Linked DNA regions of Homo sapiens: region 2 is linked to region 1. A link is a loop called in an ENCODE intact Hi-C map of the cell type or tissue named here. Cell type or tissue: heart left ventricle. All regions are shown on one strand.

Region 1 (8,000 bases):
AAAATTCCCCCTGCGTTTGGGAAGTGGCTGTGAGCCAGTCCCAGGGGGTGCTGCTGGTGAGTTGGATGGGCGCAGACAGGAGCAGGTGCACGGATGAAGGAAGCCGAGGGCCGTGGCCAGGAAGTTGGGGCGAGCTGCTCTTGAGGCCGTGCTGTGCAGGACCAGGTGAAGTGGGCGCGGGAGTGTGAGGAGGACAGAGCCCTGCAGGAGGGACCCCGCTCTCCATTACAGTCCTGGGTGTTGATCTCTCAGAGTTGTGAGCATTGGTGGGTGTTCTGGAAACCCCAAGAATTTCCCTTTCGAATCTCCACAAAGTCAGGGGCAAACAGGGCAGATCTGGGTCGGTGGGAACTTGCCCGCCTCTGACGGTGAACTCCCGGCTCCATGTCGGCCGCCTGAAGCCCGGCTGTTCGGTATCCTTCAGCAGGTGGACCAAAGGGCGGCACAGAGTTAATCTCTTAATGGCTTCCATCTCTGCACCCAGGATGTGTAACTCAACCACGTGGGGCAGGAAGCGGCTGTTTAAAGAGCAGGCTGGGAACTGTGGGGAGGAGGTGGCACGTGGCCAGCCCTGGGGCTGCGGCACGTCTCTGAGCCGGGGCTCACCAGGTGTGGGGAGGACTCACAGAACAGGCAGCACTGAGTGTGGCCTCCCCACTTCTGGGGACGCCTGGGGTTGGTGGTGGCGCCCAGAGTCCCTGGGCTGAGCCAAGTCAGCTGAGAAGCCTGTTGGCCACAGTCCCTAGCCGGAAGGCCTGTCCCTGGCAGGTCTGGACACCTCTGCTTGCATCAGGCCCCAGCCTCAGTGCGTCACCAGGTTGCCAGGGCAAGGAGCATCAGCCCTGGGACCTCTGATGGGAATGCCTGGCCCACAGACCCGGGGCCCACTGTGCGTCCCAGCACGCTGTCCGGAGGGCGTGCTGCAGACCTGCTGCTCTCAAGCCCCGACGTGTTTATTTGCTGTTGCTACCACTCCAGCAACAAGCACTGGTTACGTCTGCCCAGGGATGCCATCAGGGACTTCAGGGGTTCACCCCACTTTCCAGAGGAGAAACTGGGGATGAGAGAGGTGGAACATTTGCCGGAGGCCACACTGCTTGTCACTGCCGGTGTGAAGAGCCCACAGCCTATTCCGTCCTCCCTCAAGTGCTGGGGAGAGTGACGGTGCCTGGACATTCCAGAAGGCACCAGCCCTGGAGGGGCACTAACTCCAGGCTGGACTCACCTTGCCCCTCGGAGCCTCAGTGTGTGCATCTCCACAGTGGGTTGAAGCTAGGCCTGTGCGGCCCGTGGTCATGGGGAGGATGCAGTTAGTGGAGAGTGTACCGTACCCAGAGGCCGACTGCAGGGGCTTCACTGTTGTGGAGCAGGAGACGGCACCTGGGATCCTGCTGCCAGGAAGGGGTAGGATTCCGTCACACCTTCGGCCAATAGAAAGTCTCCTCCCACTGTCTACCCAGCCGCCTGCACAGCCGCCCGGGATGCCTGGCTGGGTAAACGTGGAGCCTCACTAGGCCTAAAGCAGAATGTGGCAGCTCCCCTGGGGACCCCCTGCCAGACAGGAGTCCCTGGGCCCCGCGGCCTTCCATAGAGATCCACATACAGCTCTTATCTGTCCCGGGCCCAGTCTACATCCCCCCAGCCCATCCATGCTCTGCCCCTGGCATGGCTATCCGACCATGGCCCCTTTTCAGGGTGACCCTGGGGGTCCCCTCTTGCCTGTATGGAGACAAGAGCTCGTGCCTCACCCACCTGCCTCACCATCTCAGGTAAGACCCTGAGCTCTGAGGTCTTTTCTCGGCCTTGTCACCTCCTTGTTGTGTGACACTGGGCAAGGATCTGCCCTCTGAGGGTGAGGCTCCAGTGCAGGCAAGCCCCTCGACCAGGGATGGCACTTCCACCCTGGCGCTGCTCCGAGGGTATTCGGGACATGATGCAGAACGTCACTGCAGTGACCGCCCAGCCACGGAGTGGCGCAGACTTCAGGTTTACCCAGAAAGGCAATCCCAGTCTTTGTGCCCAAGGCCTGCTCAGACTAGGAACTCAGGCCTTGGATGGGGTGACCCTTTGTCCTCTTTATCCCCCAATCAGTCCTCAGTGTGGGTCTCCTGCTCCCGAGAGAACCCAGCCCACCAAGGGCCCATTTCCCAGGGGCAGGGACAAGACTGTGGCCAGGCCAATGTGCGACAATCTGCCAGCAGCGGGAGCCAAAGACCTAGCGTCCACTCCCATGGCCTCAGGAGATACCGAATTCCCCCAGGCCCCTTGTGCTGGGCTGTGGGGGAATTCAGTATCTCCTGAGGACATGGGAGGTACCGAATTTTTTAGGAACATCTCTTTATTCTTTAGAAACATCTCTGAGTCCTCGAAGTTTGATAGAAGGCCATCCCGTCCCCTTGGATGTTCCTGGGGACTCCAGGGGAAGAATGGGCAGCTACGTTCTGGCCTCGTGGTGTTAAGACTCTGGAGGGGTCTGGGAGGAGCTGCCTGAGCGTCAGCTCACTGCGGCTGCCTGGTTTTGTCAATGAGGTCTTTTCTGAGTGTGAATGAAGTGTTTTCGAGTGCGTTTTGCCCATAGCTGCGCTTGGCTGTAGCAGCAGGGTTCAGTGGTATGACAGAGACCCGCCGGCCCACAAACCAGAAAATATTTTACTCTCTGGCTCTTTATGGAAACAGTTTTCAGACCCTTGGTCTAGAAGCATCTAAATGGGGAAGGCGCAGGTGGACTGGGTGCGCCCACTTCAAAGAAGAGGAGTCCACCCCGAGCCCTGGGAGTCTGGGAGTGGTTGGAGGCTGCTGGGAGCAGGGGGCTCGTCAGCAGTGGCTGTAGGATTGGAACCTGTCCTTGTCCTCCACCTGGGGTGACTGGCAGACATAGCCAGAGGCTGGGGAAGGTTCCAGACAATTCTGAAGCTGGGCCCACCTCCCCCGACTTCTCAAGCCACTTTGGAACCTAATTCCACAAAGATGACTTGCACGGGTCACCCAGCAACTTCCGCACTTAAGTAGCAACCTGAGCACTCCCTGACTGCATAGCACGCCGGCGCCTGGCACTGGGGAAACGGTAGCAGCTCCTGCAGGGCGAGTGAGACCCCTGAATAGGCCACCGGGGGCAGAGGGACAAAGGCTGTGGTGCAGGAGGGGACTGGAGGAGATGGGAGGAGGTGCCTGACCCGCCTGGGGGGCTAACGGAGAGCTCTGGGGTTAGCACACCTGGGCAGAGGCTTGAGGGGCCAGTCAAAGTTCTTCAGGAAAGGGAGGAAAGAGGGGCCATTGGTCCAGACCCAGGATGGGCTCAGATCCAAAGGCAAGACGTGAGAGTCTGTGTTCACTGGGCACCTTGCAGAACACACTGTATGGTGCATTGCAGGCGCTGTCATCAGCCCGCTATACAGATAGGAAAACCCGTTAAAGGAAACAGCTATACTACGGCCGTGGACATCTAGGGGGTATGGGCCTCGGTAAGGGGTTGGAACTTTCTCTCCTGGAGGCAGCGGGGGGCCCAGACGGTTTAAGCAGAGGAGTGGCAGGGTGTGGGGTGGGGGGCATGAGGGAGATGTTCCCACTTCTGTGAGGAGGAAGGGCCCTGGGGAAGGGCAAGAGTGGAGGAGACCCTGGGAGACCCCTCAAGGACCTCAAAGACCAGCGGCACTCGCAGCCTCTGGGAGATGGTGAGACACGCAGGCTCGCCAGCCCTCCTGCTACAGAATCTGCATTTTTGCAGGCTGCAGATGGACTGTCTGCACATGGAGGCCCTGGTTCCATAGGACTTTGCTGTCCACTAGGCACAGATGCTGGGGAGAGAGGTGGATAGAACTGTCTAATAGAAGGAGAAGTGAGAGGGGATCAAGGGTGGGTGGAACAAGGGTGGTGGGGAGAGGAGCTGTCAGGAATGATCCTGTGGATCTGGCTTTGCAACTTGAAGAATATCAGAGCCATTCGCTAAATCAGGAGACGAGGCAGTTAAGACCTCCTTAAGGGGTAGGAGCGGTCCTGACGGGACAGTTTTGAGGGGCCACAGAGCCTCCTAGTGGCCATATGGGAAATTACCACCCTCTGGCCGTTCCTACCCAGGCTGCAGGTGAGCGGTATCCTACCTGGGAACCCTCAAAAAACCTGCCCCAAGGGAACGTTTGAGGTGATGGACATACTCATTATCTTGATTGTGGTGAGAGGTTCTTGGTATAAATATATGCCCGAACCAAATTGTATGCTTTGAATATGTCCATTTATTTGCATATCAGTTATATTTCAATGAAGCTATAAAAGTAACAGACATCCCTTTCCCCGGGCCCAGGGCTCACCGTCATGGCATTTGGGGAAACTCAGAGGAACTGGTCCTGGCATGGGGTCTCATTTTCCTCAGAGCAGATGGCATAAGCTTCATGAAGTGGCAGCTGTGCCCCTGCACCCAGACCAGAGCTTGGCGCCACAGTGGAACCACACACCTCCTTTGCCAGAGGCTGAATCACTGTTTTATGGCAGAGCAGCCGCCTTGGGCACTTTCCTCAACTCTCCTGTTTTTCACCTGTGAACTGGGACATCAGTAATGATGGGCTCACTAGATCAAGGGAGAGAAAGACTGTAAAGAAATAAATGCATAGAAGCAATGATTAAGTTAGGACAGGTGCTGGAAAGGGAATCAACAGATGACAAGGTTCACGGGAGAGGCCCTTCAGATGCTGGTCTCCAAGGGTCTGCAGGGGACGCTGGAACTGAAAGTGGACAGCAGCGGGCCGTGCAGCCTGGCCTGCCGTGTAAAGGACCTGGGGCTCGGGCTGAGCTTGTTGAGGCCCCAGGGGGCTGGTCAGCATGGCTGGTGGGAGTGTGGAGGTGACACCCAGCACATTCACATGCTACCTGAGTGCCACGTGGGCTCCGGGTGGTTTTTACATTCAAATTCAGCAAGTGCTTGAGCAACTATGAGGCAAGTACTGTAATCTCAAGAACTGTAATTCAGGTACAGAAACTGCAGCGTTGAAATTAAGTAACTTGACGCAGGTCACACAGCCAGCAGGGGGCCCAGGCCCAGGGGAGTGGGGCCAGGGGTGAGGGGCTGAGGCCATGTTCAGCCTGGTGAGAAGCCACTGAGGCCCACGGGAAGCTACAGGCAGCTTTGAGAAGGGGGCCCCACAAGTGGGTGTATGTTTTGGAAAGTGTCAGGCTGGATTTTCAGGGGACAGCAGAGGGCACCTCAGGGATCAGTGAGGAGGTGATTGCGCTCACGTCCTGGAAAAGCGCCCAGGGCCAGGGGCTGGGGAAGCTGGTTCCGATGCAGAGAGGTGGGCGGGTTCAAGAGCTGATTCCAGGGTAAAGGCCTAAGAGTCGAATCTGGGTTGAGCCTTTGCTGTCCCTCCTGCCCACCCCACTGACCCTGCTTGTACGTTTCTTCCTGTGCAGGAAGGATGCCTGTGGCCCTCGGAGAGCACAGTGTCAGGCAACGGAATCCCAGAGGTGAGACCTCCCTCGGCCTCCCCTCCAACACCCCCATCCCACCCTGGGCTGCTCCCGCTGCGGCTGGAACAGTGTGGGCTGCTAAAGGCTCACCCCTCCGCCCTCCTCTGCAGTGCCCTTGCTGCTGGGATCCTCCTTGCCGGAGATCATCTGCTCCCTGCCCCTGAGGGAGCAGCCCAGCTCTCTGCTCTCTGCACACGGGAGCACGGACGCTGCCACTGTTTGGAGGAGGGCGGTGCAGCTCTGCAGTGCTGCCCCCCAGGCCAGGGCCCCCGCGGGATCAGGCTCTGGGCTCCCGCCCCCGCCAGCCCTGCTGCCCTCTCCCTTTCCCCAGAGAGCCAAGTCCCATGCAGCAGAACTCCAGTCTCAGGATCGCTTCTGGACAACCCACCTGAGACAGCCGCCCTCCCTCACTCCCGCTCTGCTTCCTCCAGCCGCAGGTCTACGCCCCGCCTCGGCCCACCGACCGCCTGGCCGTGCCGCCCTTCGCCCAGCGGGAGCGCTTCCACCGCTTCCAGCCCACCTATCCGTACCTGCAGCACGAGATCGACCTGCCACCCACCATCTCGCTGTCAGACGGGGAGGAGCCCCCACCCTACCAGGGCCCCTGCACCCTCCAGCTTCGGGACCCCGAGCAGCAGCTGGAACTGAACCGGGAGTCGGTGCGCGCACCCCCAAACAGAACCATCTTCGACAGTGACCTGATGGATAGTGCCAGGCTGGGCGGCCCCTGCCCCCCCAGCAGTAACTCGGGCATCAGCGCCACGTGCTACGGCAGCGGCGGGCGCATGGAGGGGCCGCCGCCCACCTACAGCGAGGTCATCGGCCACTACCCGGGGTCCTCCTTCCAGCACCAGCAGAGCAGTGGGCCGCCCTCCTTGCTGGAGGGGACCCGGCTCCACCACACACACATCGCGCCCCTAGAGAGCGCAGCCATCTGGAGCAAAGAGAAGGATAAACAGAAAGGACACCCTCTCTAGGGTCCCCAGGGGGGCCGGGCTGGGGCTGCGTAGGTGAAAAGGCAGAACACTCCGCGCTTCTTAGAAGAGGAGTGAGAGGAAGGCGGGGGGCGCAGCAACGCATCGTGTGGCCCTCCCCTCCCACCTCCCTGTGTATAAATATTTACATGTGATGTCTGGTCTGAATGCACAAGCTAAGAGAGCTTGCAAAAAAAAAAAGAAAAAAGAAAAAAAAAAACCACGTTTCTTTGTTGAGCTGTGTCTTGAAGGCAAAAGAAAAAAAATTTCTACAGTAGTCTTTCTTGTTTCTAGTTGAGCTGCGTGCGTGAATGCTTATTTTCTTTTGTTTATGATAATTTCACTTAACTTTAAAGACATATTTGCACAAAACCTTTGTTTAAAGATCTGCAATATTATATATATAAATATATATAAGATAAGAGAAACTGTATGTGCGAGGGCAGGAGTATTTTTGTATTAGAAGAGGCCTATTAAAAAAAAAAGTTGTTTTCTGAACTAGAAGAGGAAAAAAATGGCAATTTTTGAGTGCCAAGTCAGAAAGTGTGTATTACCTTGTAAAGAAAAAAATTACAAAGCAGGGGTTTAGAGTTATTTATATAAATGTTGAGATTTTGCACTATTTTTTAATATAAATATGTCAGTGCTTGCTTGATGGAAACTTCTCTTGTGTCTGTTGAGACTTTAAGGGAGAAATGTCGGAATTTCAGAGTCGCCTGACGGCAGAGGGTGAGCCCCCGTGGAGTCTGCAGAGAGGCCTTGGCCAGGAGCGGCGGGCTTTCCCGAGGGGCCACTGTCCCTGCAGAGTGGATGCTTCTGCCTAGTGACAGGTTATCACCACGTTATATATTCCCTACCGAAGGAGACACCTTTTCCCCCCTGACCCAGAACAGCCTTTAAATCACAAGCAAAATAGGAAAGTTAACCACGGAGGCACCGAGTTCCAGGTAGTGGTTTTGCCTTTCCCAAAAATGAAAATAAACTGTTACCGAAGGAATTAGTTTTTCCTCTTCTTTTTTCCAACTGTGAAGGTCCCCGTGGGGTGGAGCATGGTGCCCCTCACAAGCCGCAGCGGCTGGTGCCCGGGCTACCAGGGACATGCCAGAGGGCTCGATGACTTGTCTCTGCAGGGCGCTTTGGTGGTTGTTCAGCTGGCTAAAGGTTCACCGGTGAAGGCAGGTGCGGTAACTGCCGCACTGGACCCTAGGAAGCCCCAGGTATTCGCAATCTGACCTCCTCCTGTCTGTTTCCCTTCACGGATCAATTCTCACTTAAGAGGCCAATAAACAACCCAACATGAAAAGGTGACAAGCCTGGGTTTCTCCCAGGATAGGTGAAAGGGTTAAAATGAGTAAAGCAGTTGAGCAAACACCAACCCGAGCTTCGGGCGCAGAATTCTTCACCTTCTCTTCCCCTTTCCATCTCCTTTCCCCGCGGAAACAACGCTTCCCTTCTGGTGTGTCTGTTGATCTGTGTTTTCATTTACATCTCTCTTAGACTCCGCTCTTGTTCTCCAGGTTTTCACCAGATAGATTTGGGGTTGGCGGGACCTGCTGGTGACGTGCAGGT
Region 2 (8,000 bases), 200 kb before region 1:
CTATTGAAAACAAATAAGATAACAAGGTATTGCTACATTTATAACATATGTACAAGGAAAATGTATGATAAAAATAGCACAAAAAACTAAGTGGTTAATGAAATTATACTGAAATTATCCACGTCCGGTGCAATCCCCTCCCCCTGAGTGTGGGTGAGACCTGGGAATAGGATGGGATGTTACTCCCAGGATTAGATCACACTATACGTCAACCAGAAAGAGATTTTTATAGATGTGATTGAAGTTTCTAATCACTTTGACTTTGAGTTTAATCAAAAGAGAAATATTCCTGGGTGAGCTCAACCTCATCGGGCAAGTTTTTAAGAGAGACATTCTTGCTATCTTTGAACAAGTGAACAGTGATGTTTTTGACTGCCTATGCAAAGGAGTGGCCTGGGAGGTGGGGATGGGGAGAGTCTTAGTTATCTAGTCCCGAAGAAATGAATTCTGTCAACAATCATGCGAGCTTGGAAAGAAGACCCTAAGACTTGGATAAAACGACACCACCAGCTGACTCCTCACTTGCAGTCTTGTGAGACCCTGAGGACCTTGACACAGGACCCAGTGAGGCCCTGCTGGGACTTCTGACCCATAGAAACAAAATGGTGGGTAATAAATAGTTGTTGTTTAAAGCCATTACATTTGTGGTCATTTGTTATGTAACAATAGAAAACTAGTATGTGTTGTTTTTAGGTTCCAATTTTGTAGATGAAATTGCATAATATTTATTTAATGTGGACTGGGACAAGCTATGAATGCACACTGAAATTTAGAGAACCACAGAAAAGTGTTACAATAGAGGAGATTAAAAAAATACTAAGAAATACTCAATCCAAAAAAAGGCAGGGAAAGAGGAGCAAAGGAACAAAAATATTAGAGACAAATACAAAACAAATCACAACATGCTACACTAAAACCCACCCATATCAATAATGATATTAAATGTAAATGAGCCAAACACTTCATATAAAAGGCACCAATTATCAGACTAGATAAAAATAAACAGTACCTGACTACTTGCTGTTTACAAGCGTCACTTTGATAGTCACTCTTTAAGGACACAGATGAACTGAATGAAAGATGATGGGGAAAGATACATGATGCAAACACCAATCATAAAAGAAACTAGAGTATTACCTGAAATAAAGAGAGACTCCTCATAGTGACAAAAAGGTGAATGCATCGAGAAGATATAACAATGCTAAAGGTGAATACATCTAATAACAGAGGTTCAAGATATTGAAGCAAAATCTGACAGAATTAAAATGAGAAATAGACCAATCCACAATCACAGCTGAGCACTTAAAACACAGCCCTGTGAATAATTGATTTTTAGAAAGCAGTGATGGATAGAAAAATTAGTACGGCTATAGAAGATTTGAACAACATTATTAATCGACTTGGCCAATTGACGTTTTTGGAACATCCCACCCCATAACCACAGAATATATTCTTTTCAAGTGACATGAAACATCCACTACAATATATCATATGCTGAACCATAGAGTGAGTCTCAATATATTTCAAAGGACTGGAATCGTACAGACAACGTTCTCTGACTACAGTGGAATTTAACTAGAAATTAATTACAAAAATATAACTATTCCCAAATATTTTGAATATTAAGCCATACATTTCTAAATAACTGGATCATGGAAGAAATCACAAAGAATATTTTTAAATGTTTTGAAATAAATGTAATGAAAATAAAACACATCAAAATCTGTGGGACAAGCTAAAGCAAAAAACTTAGAGGGAGACTTAGAGATTTAAATTCATACATTCAGAAAGAGCAAAGGTATAAAATCAATACTCTAAACTTCTGTCTTAAGAAGCTATGAAAAGAGAGCAAATTAAACTCAATGCAAGTAGAAGAATGGAACTAATAAAGATAAGGGGAGAAAACAAAATAGAAAATAGATACACAATAAAGAAAGCAACAAAGTGAAAACTTGATTCTTTGAAAACATTAATCAAGTCAGCTGACTCCTAGGAAGACCTGTCAACAAAACTACAATCTTGGTGCCAACCAGACCTGGGTGTGAATCCCACCTGGGATACTTCCCAACTGGGGACCAATGGAATGTGACTTAGTCCACAATTTCCCAACCTGAAGAGTGGGGATACTTATATCTGTTTACAGAGACTCTGCAGATTTAGGAAGATCATGTATGGGAAGGGCTGGCACAGGCCCTGGGGTGTAGGAGCACCAAGAATGGTGGCATTAAAGTAAAGATTCTAAGGATGTAGAATGTAAAGTTTGCTGCAGAACCTCGACCTCAGTTTGTCATTATACACCCATTAGTGTGCTGCATTGATTAACATCTCTCTTCCCCATAAGACTGTAAGCTACACAAGGGCATAGGTCTGTATCAATAAGGTTAAGCTATGGGTTCTTTATTTGAAGGCTACCCCAAGTTCATTTCCATCTCTTTTCTTTTTTGCCATCTCCCGCCTTCCTTGCAGCTAGAGTCAGCCATGTAACCCAGTTTGTTGGCTTGGGCTTGTAGGACAGATGTGGCTGACTCAGAATTCTACCCTCCTTTCTTCTTCCAGTCTTCAATGCAGATGTGATGGATGAGCTATAGTGGCTATCTTGTGTCCGTATTGTAAAGAGCAAGAGAAGCAGAGAAATCATCCTTGACTCTGTTGAATTGCTGAATCAACTCAGCTGCTTACTTTTGAACTTCTCTCCATGTGGGAAAAATAACTCCTCATTGCCTGGGTCATTTTAGGTCAGGTATTATTCAGTCTACAGGGGAATGCCTTCCTAACCAATGTGGCACCATTCCAGGGTGTAGGAAGAAAAGCGTGCAAGGATGTTCATCGCAAGATTGTTTTAAATAACACATGCCCCCGCAAAGGGACTTGGTTGGATTATGATACACAATACCACAGAGGCTCTACATCTCTTAAACAGATTAAGCTACTGTTACAAAAAGAGACAAAAAACAGTACATTTTAAAAGAACAGAGAAAAAATTATTATATATATATTATATATATGTATATATATATGTATATATAACTAAAACAAAAAGTGTATACATGTATGCACTCATATATTTGTGGAGAATTGGGAAGTCACCATTGCTACAGCTATCCCATCCAGGGGACAGGAATCCCAGAGACAATGACCAGGGGCCACCCCAGCCCCCACCCAGAGGCTTGCTGCTGTCATCCCAGTGCTGAGGCCAGCCATGAGGGAGGCAGAGGAAAGAAGAAGAGAGAATTCCTGGGAGTCTCTTCCCAGAAGCAGAAGTCAGGGTCCCCCTGGGGTTTCCTCTTGAGCCCTCTGGACCTGCCTCCCTGCTCTCTAAATGACCTCTCTGACTGTCTTGTCCCTCAGGAGAAAGTGTTGTCTCTCAGGCCTGGGCCAGAATGTCTTCTTTCCTAACATGTTATGGGAAACATTGGTCCTAAAATAGTCTACATCTGCAGAACATTTCCCAGCTCACAGAGCCACTTCACATTCCAGCCCCATACCCCAATTCTGTGATGTGGATGCTGAGGAGCCCATTGTTCAGATGAGAAAACTGAGACTCAGGGTCGTGTAATTCACCTTACAGTCCTCCTCCCCGACCATTGCTGGGTATTGAACCCAAGTCTGCAGACTTCAAACCCTGAGCTCTGCCAGTTTCAGATTCAGGGAACATTGGAGCAGGAAGTGGGTCCTCGCCATGCCCCAACTCTACCAGCATCTTGGTCTTGGGCTCTCAGCCTCCAGAACCATGAGAAATAAGTTTGTTGTTTAAGCCACTCAGTCTGTGATAAGTTTGGTATAACAGTTCGAAATGGACCAAGGCCTCCCTCTCTCCCTCCCTCCCTCCTTCCTTCCTGTCTTCCCTCAATTCTTTCTCCCCTTTTTTCCTTCCTCTCCCAGGCCCCTGTGGGAGTTTGGAGTTGCAGATTCTGAGGCCTGGGGAGGCGTCCTGGCTACAAGGCTCACCACAGGGGACATCTGGGTGCTTTTCCTCTCTGATCCTCAGGTAACTCCTCTACAGACTGGGATAACGGGAGCCCCTGACTGGTGCCATTACTCAACAGGAGAGGGTAGGGAGCTGGTTACTGAGATCATACATGTGGTACCAGAATGACTGAGCTGCCTGGATTTACAGGCACTTGTTACACCCCAGGAAGAGCCACTGCAACCATCAAGAATAATTGAAATGAGGCCGGGTGCAGTGGCTCATGCCTGTAATCCCAGCACTTTGGGAGGCCGAGGCAGGTGGATCACCTGAGGTCAAGAGTTCGAGACCAGCCTAGGCCAACTTGGCGAAACCCCATCTCTACTAAAAATACAAAAATCAGCCAGGCATTGTTGTGGGCACCTGTAATCTCAGCTACTCGGGAGGCTGAGGCAGGAGAATTGCTTGAACCAAGGAGGCGGAGGTTGCAGTGAGCGGAGATTGCACCACTGCATTTTAGCCTAGGCGAAAGAATGAGACTCCATCTCAAAAGAAAAAAAAAAAAAGAATAATTGAAATGAAATAAATTAGGCCTCCAGGATGAGAATGGCAGTTTGAAATTTTCTCACAGAATTCCTTTCCCCCCGTGCTTGACATCATGGGCAAAAAGTAGCAGCAATCATCAAAGAAAGAAAACAGCCAACAGCATCACCCAAGCATGTACAGGATCAAACTTAAATAACTGACAGCCAAGAGAAGAATCGGAAAACTCAGGGCACGGCACGCTGGCTTCCTAATCCTGCTGACCTCCTGACCCTTCTGGCTTCCTAACCCAGACAGCCCAACTCCCAGGAACTGGCGCTGGGAGCTGACAAAGTCTGGAGAAGACCTGAGGAAAGCCACTTGAATGGGTTTTCTTATTACCTTTTCTGACCAAGGCCTGGGAGGAACCAGGGCTGGGCAAACAGGAGGGCTGATCCTCTAACTCATTGGTCCTCAACCTTTTTGGCACCAGGGACTGGTTTTATGGAAGACAATTTTTCCACGGGACTGGGCGGGGGTGAGGGAAGGTTTGGGGATGAAGCTGATCCACCTCAGATCATCAGGCATTAGATTCCCATAAGGAGCGTGCAACCTAGACCCTCTCACGCGCAATTCACAATCGGGTTTGTGCTCCTATGAAAATCTAATGCCGTTGCTGATCTGACAGGAGGGGGAGCTCAGACGGTCGTGCTCACTCACCTGCCACTCAGCTCCTGCTGTGCAGCCAAATTCCTAACAGGCCACGAACCGTGGCTGGGGGATCAGGGACCCCTGCTCTAACTGCAGTAAATGCTTCAGGACCGCAGGTTAATCCAGAAAATAGCCTTGATCCGAGGGTCACTCTTGTATATGCACCCACATACACCCAACCAGAAGGGAGGACAGCCTGGCATAGGAAGACAGCAAAGCCCAGGCAACCACGTGGCCACACATGTTCTTCCCTAAACTCTCCTGATGTTGCAACCATTCCTGGGCTTCCAAGTAAGTGGTAGAATATGAAACACTCAGATCTCAATGCCCAGTGCCAAGCAGGAAATTCCGTGGTCTCAGACACAGCACAGGGGAAACAAGAGAAGATTTTGGATGAGCTGCTTAAGGCCAAGATCAATGAAAAAAATGCAATGGTTTTCTAGGGCTGACATAGCAAAATGCCACCAATGGGGTGGCTTACACAGTTCTGGAGGTTGGAAGTCCAAGATGGCGGTGTTGGCAAGTTTTGGTGTCTTCTAAGGACTTGCAGGCAGCCACCTTCTTGCTGTGTCTTCACATGGTCTTCTCTCTGTATACACATCCCTAGTGCCTCTTTGTGAGTCCAAATTTCCTCTTCTTATAAGGATACTAGTCAGATAGGATTGGGACCCACTCAGTCTTATTTTAACTTAATCACCTCTTTAAGGCTATGCCTCCAAATACTGTCACATTCTGAAGTACTGAGGGTTAGCACTTCAACGTATGATTTTGGAGGGGGAGCCTAGTTCAACCCATAACAGATGGGAACAAAGCAAACACACATAGTAGAAGAAAAAAGAGAAAGAGAAGAAGAAAGGAAGGGAGGGAGGAAGGAAAGGAGGGAGGGAGAAAGGAAATGAGGAAGGAAGGCAGAGAGGGAATAAAGGAAGGAGAGAAAGAAGAAATACTTCAAAAAGAGCACAACCAAGAAGAAAACTATCTCCAGAAACAGAAGACAATATCTCCTAATTGCTTAGCCTTATAGAAAACTTAATAAAAATTATACATTCAATAAAATGAGAGCTCAAAGACAAAATGATAAAAACAGAAAATCCTATTTAGGATATAAACTGACCTAAAGAAACAGATTAATAACAAAAATGACATCATTATATACCTAAGAAATAAATTTTAAATGACAGAAAGCAGATCAGATACAAGTAGAAGTCAAAATATTGACATGGAGAATGGGCTTGGGATAAAATGAGTAAACATGAAAAAAGCAAAAAAAAAAAAAAAAAAAAAGAGAGAAAACTGAGCAGAGCTTTCAGGCATGGATGCCACTGCAGGGGAAGCAGTAGCAGGGCTTTTGAGCATCCCTGAAGGGAAAAGCCCAACAAAGACAATATATTCAAAAATATGAAGCAGGAAAATTTTCCTGAAATAAAGACAAACCTCTGAAACCTTACAGTTTAGAAAAACAAATACACGTTGTGTTCCATGAAAATTTTGTTAAAAATGTTCTGCATTGAGACATATCCTAATTGAATTATTGAATTTCAAAGATAGAGAAAGACTTCTCAAACATTCAGGCAGGAACACAAATCTTTGAAAAGCAGGGAATATCAGGCTGGACCCAGATTTTCTACAGCAATATCTAAAGCCAGAAAACAACAAAACAACTTCCATAAAGCTGGAGGGACTGTGAGTGCCACTGTAGACACTGTGTCCTGTCAAGACAGCGGGGAGATGCTCCCACACGTGAGAAAACTCAGGGAGTTCAGCCCATGAAGAAGCCTCCCTGAGCAGAGATCTTCTGAAGAAAATTGTAGGCTGGGTGCGGTGGCTCATGCCTGTAATCCCAGCACTTTGGGAGGCTGAGGCAGGCAGATCGTTTGAGGCCAGAAGTTTGAGACCAGCCTGGCCAACATGGTGAAGCCCCATCTCTACTAAAAATACAAAAATCAGCCAGATGTGGTGGCGGGTTTCTGTAATCTCAGCTACTAGGGAGGCTAAGGCAGGAGAATTGCTTGAACCAAAGAGGCAGAGGTTGCAGTGAGCAGAGATTATGCCACTGCACTCCAGCCTGGGGGACAGAGTGAGACTCCATCTCAAAAGAAAAAAAAGAAAAGAAAATTGAAGTAAACTTTTTGACAATGAATGCTATGGTTTGGAAGTTTGTCCCCTCCAAACCACAAGTTGAAATGTGATTCCCAATGTTGGAGGTGGTGCCTAATAGGAGGAGTTTGGGACATGGAGGTGGATCCTTCATGAATAGATGAATGCCTTCCCTTAAGTGGGGTTAGTGAATTCACACTCTATTAGTTCCAGAGACAGCTGGTGGCTAAAATGAGCCTAGCACCTCCCTGCTGTCTCTCTGGCTTCCTCTCTCCCCATGTGTTCTCTGCACATGCCAGCTCCCCTTCACCCTCCATCATGAGTGGAAGCAGCTTGAGGCCCTCACCAGATGCAGATGCTCAGTCATGAACTTTCCAACCCCCAGAATCATGAGCCACATAAACCTCTTTTTCTTTATAAATTACCCAGCCTCAGGTAATTCCTTATTGCAACACAAAACTAAGACATTGAAATCCAAGCAGTAAGAGATTAATCAGAGAAAGGACTCAGACCACGCATATACATACCCTATGTCCCAGCAATTCCACTCCTAGGATTTCCATGATAGCAGTGAGGGCATCTGTCCAGGCAAAGAGCTGTACACAAATATTCAGAGCAGCTTTATTTGTAACAGCCAAAAATTGGAAACGACCCAAATGTGCATCAACAGGAGAATGGATAAACAAGCTGTGATACAGCCAAACAAAAGGACATCACTCAGCAATGAGGTGAGTGAACTACTGATACACACAACTGCATGGAT

Evidence for each region. Hi-C counts contacts between places; a loop is a spot of excess contacts. Peaks named below come from ENCODE experiments on the same cell type or tissue, not always from the same donor. Only the 100,000 strongest peaks of a DNase experiment are listed, where the experiment ranks them.
Region 2: a loop joins it to region 1, with 2.3 times the contacts of the local background. A loop is called at or near these places in 6 of 110 quality-filtered maps.

The regions. Positions count from the first base shown.
Region 1 is chr20:57,650,487-57,658,486 of GRCh38, reverse strand. PMEPA1 (prostate transmembrane protein, androgen induced 1) reads left to right here. Exons shown (of 4, transcript NM_020182.5): 3 at 5,401-5,454; 4 at 5,889-8,000. The coding sequence ends at 6,434. Among named protein-coding and RNA genes, the nearest start is that of ZBP1, 34 kb to the right of the region's middle. RefSeq lists enhancers at 622-751, 2,587-3,184, 3,185-3,784 and a silencer at 3,978-4,057. In heart left ventricle, a CTCF peak has its summit at 4,028 (motif pointing left); DNase peaks (open chromatin) are centred at 656, 1,878, 4,016, 5,928 and 2 weaker places.
Region 2 is chr20:57,846,762-57,854,761 of GRCh38, reverse strand. No RefSeq gene overlaps it. Among named protein-coding and RNA genes, the nearest start is that of NKILA, 140 kb to the right of the region's middle. In heart left ventricle, no CTCF peak of the experiment used is centred here; a DNase peak (open chromatin) is centred at 3,191.